Linked DNA regions of Homo sapiens: region 2 is linked to region 1. The links are chromatin contacts, found by Hi-C or POLR2A ChIA-PET in ENCODE. All regions are on one chromosome and are shown on one strand. Each heading gives the region's core, a stretch centred on a gene start or an enhancer-like site at or near the end of the contact. The rest is flanking DNA. Distances are from core to core; before and after follow the strand shown. Region 1 holds the start of ZNF880 (zinc finger protein 880). Region 2 holds the start of ZNF888-AS1 (ZNF888 antisense RNA 1).

Region 1 (2,700 bases), core at 65-2,564:
GTAGGGCTGGGGCGGGGATACCCACTACCCATACTGGAAACTTAGTTACAATTCACACCTAGCATGTATATTTTTATATTTTTTGTATGTATATATATTTTTACATTTTTTTCCTACATTGCCTCCAAATTCTATGTTTAATACATTTCTTCCCTGTTTTGCTCTGGTGAAAACTTTAGGGGACAAATAAATGAGTGCTGTTTGGAGACAAAATTTTGTGACATGGGACTGGGCATTGTGGCGTGTGCCTGTAGTCCCAGCTACTTGGGAGGCTGAGATGGGAGGATCACTTGATGCCAGGAGGTCGAGGCTGCAGTCAGTGAGCTGTCTGCACTTCAGCCTGAAAGACAGAGGGAGACCATCTCAAAAAAAAAAAAAAAAAAAAAAAAAAAGTTGTGACCTGAGTATGTCCATAAGACAATGGCAGGTATACACTAGGATTAATATAAATATGAAAAAAAAAAAAAAACTTGGCCGGGTGCGGTGGCTCACGCCTGTAATCCCAACATTTTGGGAGGCCAAGGCAGGCGGATCACGAGGTCAGGAGTTCAAGACCAGCCTGGCCAACATGGAGAAACCCTGTCTCTATTAAAAGTACAAAAAAGTAGCCCGGTGTGGTGGTGGGCGCCTGTAATCCCAGCTACTCGGGAGACTGAGGCAGGAGAATCGCTTGAACCCAGGCGGCGGAGGTTGCAGTGAGCCGAGATCGCGCCACTTCACTCCAGCCTGGGCAAAAGAACGAAACTCTGTCTCCAAAAAAAAAAAAAAAAAAAAAAGGAAATTGCACATTCCGCCCTGGCAGGGTTTTGCATTTCATATTTTAATTTGCATCCCCTTCATAAACAATTCAAGGACTTTAAAATTCCGGAAACTAGTGTTTATTATTCATTTATATTTATTTATTTTAATTATTTATTTCCAATTTGTTATTTATGATTATGTATTTATTAGGCGCAAGGTTTCTCTCTCATGCCCAGGCGGGAGTGCAGCGCACGACCTCGGCTCACTGCAGCCTCCACCTCATGGGCTCAAGCGATCCTCCCACCTCAGCATCCGGGTAGCTAGGACCACATGCGAGCGCCCCTACAGCCGATTTAAAATTAATTTTAATAGCAGGAATTTTCCTGGATCTAATCATCAACAAACTTTCCCTCTGCCGGGACACAATCTATTTCCAGATAGCTGAGTTCTTCCAGTCTCCACGGCAGGTCTAGCCTCCAAAACGAGACGAGCTGGGAGCGAGGCGGAGGGAAGCGCAGGCTCCGCCCAATCCCACCCGGGCCTGGCCTCGCCTCGCCTCTCAGCTGCGCGCGCAGTTTCCTGGAGACCCGGAAGCAGATTACGTGGAGTGACGGTCATGCTGCGGCGTGTGAGTTTCCCTTTGTTTAGATTAAATCTGGGATGCTGAGTCCCCTCGCGCTTCTGTACCCGGCATCTCAGGGGTCACACAGACCTTGAAATCCCCGCATCGCTCCCTCCACCCCGACTAAACTCAGACGTTCTAATGAGAGTCTGGCGGTCGCTTCCCTGAGTGTTAAAATCGCTCGGAGGCTGGTCCTGTCCCCGGTCTTTCACCACAGGGCCATGTAGACAGCTCCTGTCGCGGAGTTTGCCTGCTTCAAATCCTTCAGTGACCCCTAGACACGGCCCGCGCTGCGTAAAGTTCTCACCCGCGAGATGGATCCACGTCTTTCCGGTCCCCCAAGCCTCGCCCTCTTTTCACAGGCCTGCCCCCTTTTCTGTGCCTTAAATGAGAGGAAATCGATCTGATGTTTACTGCTGATTGTGATGTTTCAGCCTCCATTGGGCTTTTGCTAACACCTAAATAAATATTTAGTGGACAAAATTAGGTTAGTGCAAAAGTAATGGCAAACCGCGATCACTTTTGCACCAACCTAATATTTATGGGCCGGGGCTGGAATTCCATCTTCTCCGGAGGCCCAGGCTGGAGAATTCCTTGAGCACAGGAGTTTGAGACCACTCTGGACAACATAGTGAGACCCCCATCTCAATTTTTGAAACATATGTTTCAGTACGGGTATTTAATAGAGATTGGAATTCTCGTTTCTATGTTTTTACATGGTCTGACTTTTTGAAATAGTTTGAAATAATGTTTATAAACTGAATTGAGCACAGTTTATACATTTTTATTGTTGCAAACATGCTGAAATGCACATTTGCAAAAACAACGACAGCCAGGCACAGTGGTGCACGCTTGTCATTCGAGTTACTCGGAGAGGGTGTCATTTGAGGCCAGGAATTCAAGGCTGTAGTGTGCCATGAATAAGCCACTGCACTGCAACCTGGACACATTAAAAAACGAACAAAGACAAATATCTAAAAAAGAGGTTATTGACAGACAACTCTTTCAGTTGTCACATATATGTTTACTAGAGTATATGTGTGTGAATGTATATATGTATATGAATAAGTGTGTACATGTGATGTGTGTGGATGAGTGCACAGATGAGCAAGTCTATTGTTTTTATCAAAGGCGCATCATCAGTTTATATACGTCTTATATCTTTTAACAGTTGAAATTACATCTTATATATTTTCATGACCTTAAAATTGTTCTACACTGTTATGATAGTGAGTCTATGGCTGTAAGGATAGTAACCTGTTATGGGGATACATGTGCGACAGTTTCTTGATTTTAATCCCGGAACTTATTTTAACTATACTCAGTTAGGTCATTGT
Region 2 (2,700 bases), core at 195-2,694, 550 kb after region 1:
GGCAACAAGAGCAAAACTGCATCTCATAAAAGAAAAGAAAGAAAGAAAGAAAGAAAAGAAAACAGGGAAAGAGAGTCAGCTGTTGAACTAAGACAGAAGTAACTTTTTTCATTCAAGAATACATAGGTGGCCAGGTGTGATGGCTCACACCTGTATTCCCAGCACTTTGGGAGGTCGAGGCAGGTGGATCACCTGAAGTCAGGAGTTTGAGACCAGCCTGGCCAACATGGTGAAATCCTGTCTCTACTAAAAATACAAAAATTAGCTGGACTCCATCCACAGCTTATTTAACCTCTTGTTGCTCCTTTTCCCCAATCTTTAGATTGTTCTCAATGTCCATAGATTTCCACCTCTTCTCCCATCTCTCCTGAGCTCTCCCTGTTAAATTCTCTCTTCCCCGTTATACCCCCCTGGCCCCACTCTCTGGCACCCCAGATTTCCCAGGTGTCCTCCCTGCTGTGGTTCTCCCTCTGTTCTCCTTGCCACCAGCACCACTCTGCTCTGTCTGCCCTGGCTCCAAATCCCTCCTCCTCTCCCTCATTCTCATGAGCCTTTCTGTTTGCTGCCCCTCTCCCTACCTTGCTGTCTGTCCTTCATCTCTCTGTACATCCAGCTTTTCTCTACATTTCTCCAGTTGCTTTTCTCCTCCTGCTTTGTTATCTTTTGTTTTTTCACTTTTGCTGTCTCTTGGCAAATCCCTGACCATCCCCTACTTTGCCATCTGTTATGGGTCTTTCTCCTTCTTCTTTTATCTGTCTCAGGTTTTCTACTGCTCTCTGATTCCCTCTCTCTGTCTCCTGATCCCTTTGGCCCACACAATCACAGGAGGGTTTGGAGTAAGACGCCTGCATCCCAGAGAAGCGCATTTTCCAGGGGCTGGAGCTGGGCAGGCAAGAACACCCCGTGTCACAGGACAGGCCCCGGGTACCTCCCCAACGCGGGCTCAGGGAAAGCGGTGACTGCGGAGGGGAGACTTGGGGAGCAACAGGGCCCGGCATGAGGAGGGAGGTGGGGGGGAGATGACGCCTTCGGACAAGGGTGGGGTCCGCAGGATCCCACCACCGGGCAGAGAACGCGGCCTCCCTGGGACTGTGGTGTCAGCGCTGGGCTCCAGGGGCCGACGAGGGTGAGGCTGGGAAGCGCCAGAGCAGGGATCCACCTCTCGGGTGAGGACTTTAAAAAGCGCGGGGTGGGAGGAGTCAACAAACGGTTGTGAACGGGAAAACTACGCGATACAAACTGTATACATTGCCCTATAGCAAAAAGACCGAGGACAGGGCAGCCTCAGGGCGACTTTAAACCCAAAAGGAAGTGACTTCCGGACTCCTAGGGGAATGTCTCCATTTGCTCTTGTTGAAGGAAGAAGGGCGAGAATTTCCAGGTCTGTGGAGACCCCACATCCCAGGTACAGAATTGCCGGGGACCTGGAGGCACAGCCTCAATACAACACAGAGCAAAACTCACCGCCGCAGTGTGACTTCCAGTCCACGCGATCCGCTTCCTGGTCCGGGCGAATCTACAAGCACAGGACAGAAGCCAGGCCTCCGTGGAGCCAACGAGGTGGGCGGGGCCTGGGCGAGGTAGGGGCGGGGCCTGGGCGAGGTAGGGGCGGGGCGCCAGGCGGAGAGACCTGCCCTGTAGAACCGGCAGACGCGGGGCGGGGGCGGATCTGTGCTTCTCTCAGCCGCGTACCTAGCCGCTGTTTTTCGGGTTTTGGTGAGGGAAGAGACAGACCCTCTCATATTGTTTTATATTGTTTTATACTCAGTACCTGTTTTAAGAAAAAAAACAACAAGGAAGTAAAACCGAAGACAGGCAGCCCTGCGCCACGCCCAAAACCAGGCCTGGGCCTGCCTGGCCTAAACCCAATAGTTAAAAATCAACTCATAACTTAGAAACCAATGTTTTTCATAGATTCCAGACATTGTATAGAAGAACATTATGAAACTCCCTGCCCTGTTCTGTTTCTCTCTACCAGTGCACGAAACCCCTGTGTATATATCTGGGACTGTAGTCCCTGTTACGTATCCCCTAGATTGCTCAATCACGACCCTTTTATGTGAAATCTTTAGTGTTGTGAGCCCTTAAAAGGGACAGAAATTGTGCACCCGGGGAGCTCGGATTTTAAGGCAGCTTGCCGATGCTCCCAGCTGAATAAAGCCCTTCCTTCTACAACTCGGTGTCTGAGAGGTTTTGTCTGTGGCTCGTCCTGCTACACCGGAGGCAAGAGTGGCCAGGAAGGCTGAGGCATGATTCAAAAGCCCTGGAATTGTCTGGAACAGGGATGCAAACTAGAACGTGAAATGCAAAGCCCTGCCTAGGCAGAAAGTACGATCTCATGCTGATGGTACACAGAACAGAATAGAAATCTCTCCCTTTCTATTCTCCATTTGCTTCGGAGGGAGAGTCCACCCTGTGCTCAGCTTCAGAGACTTCCCTAGGGCCACCGCCTGGGATGCCGGAGGGAGTGTTCAGGCCAGGGAGGAGTGAGGTCACCACCTGCTACTTAAACACAGCAGAAATGTGGAAGTGGGGGCGGGAGCCTGAGGTCCAGCTACTCAGGAAGCAGTGGCGGGAGGATCATTGAGCCCGGAGGTCCAAGCCAGCCTGAGTGACAAAGTAACACCCCCTGCCGCAGGGATCCCTTCCTCATCTCTTTTTTTTTTAATTTTTAAAATAAAATTTTCATTGTGTGAGATA

The links. A loop is a pair of places that touch in the nucleus more often than their neighbours do. ChIA-PET counts read pairs that join two places held with the same protein, here RNA polymerase II (POLR2A). Pooled maps may share reads with other maps.
Region 2: a loop to region 1 is called in a pooled map, with 2.7 times the contacts of the local background. The contact joins the promoter of ZNF888-AS1 here to the promoter of ZNF880 in region 1. A Hi-C loop is called at or near these places in 2 of 50 pooled maps. POLR2A ChIA-PET finds 5 or more read pairs at or near these places in 2 of 52 experiments (GM12878 and T-cell).

Annotation. Positions count from the first base shown.
Region 1 is chr19:52,368,609-52,371,308 of GRCh38, forward strand. It overlaps ZNF880 (zinc finger protein 880), which reads left to right and starts at 1,315. Exons shown (of 4, transcript NM_001145434.2): 1 at 1,315-1,369. The coding sequence starts at 1,358. RefSeq lists enhancers at 997-1,296, 1,307-1,416, 1,617-1,756.
Region 2 is chr19:52,921,905-52,924,604 of GRCh38, forward strand. ZNF888-AS1 (ZNF888 antisense RNA 1) reads left to right here and starts at 1,445. Exons shown (of 2, transcript NR_186336.1): 1 at 1,445-1,560; 2 at 1,769-2,175. It overlaps ZNF888 (zinc finger protein 888), which reads right to left and starts at 1,524. Exons shown (of 5, transcript NM_001393938.1): 1 at 1,465-1,524. RefSeq lists enhancers at 452-1,185, 1,186-1,917, 1,407-1,456, 1,737-1,906 and a silencer at 1,597-1,646.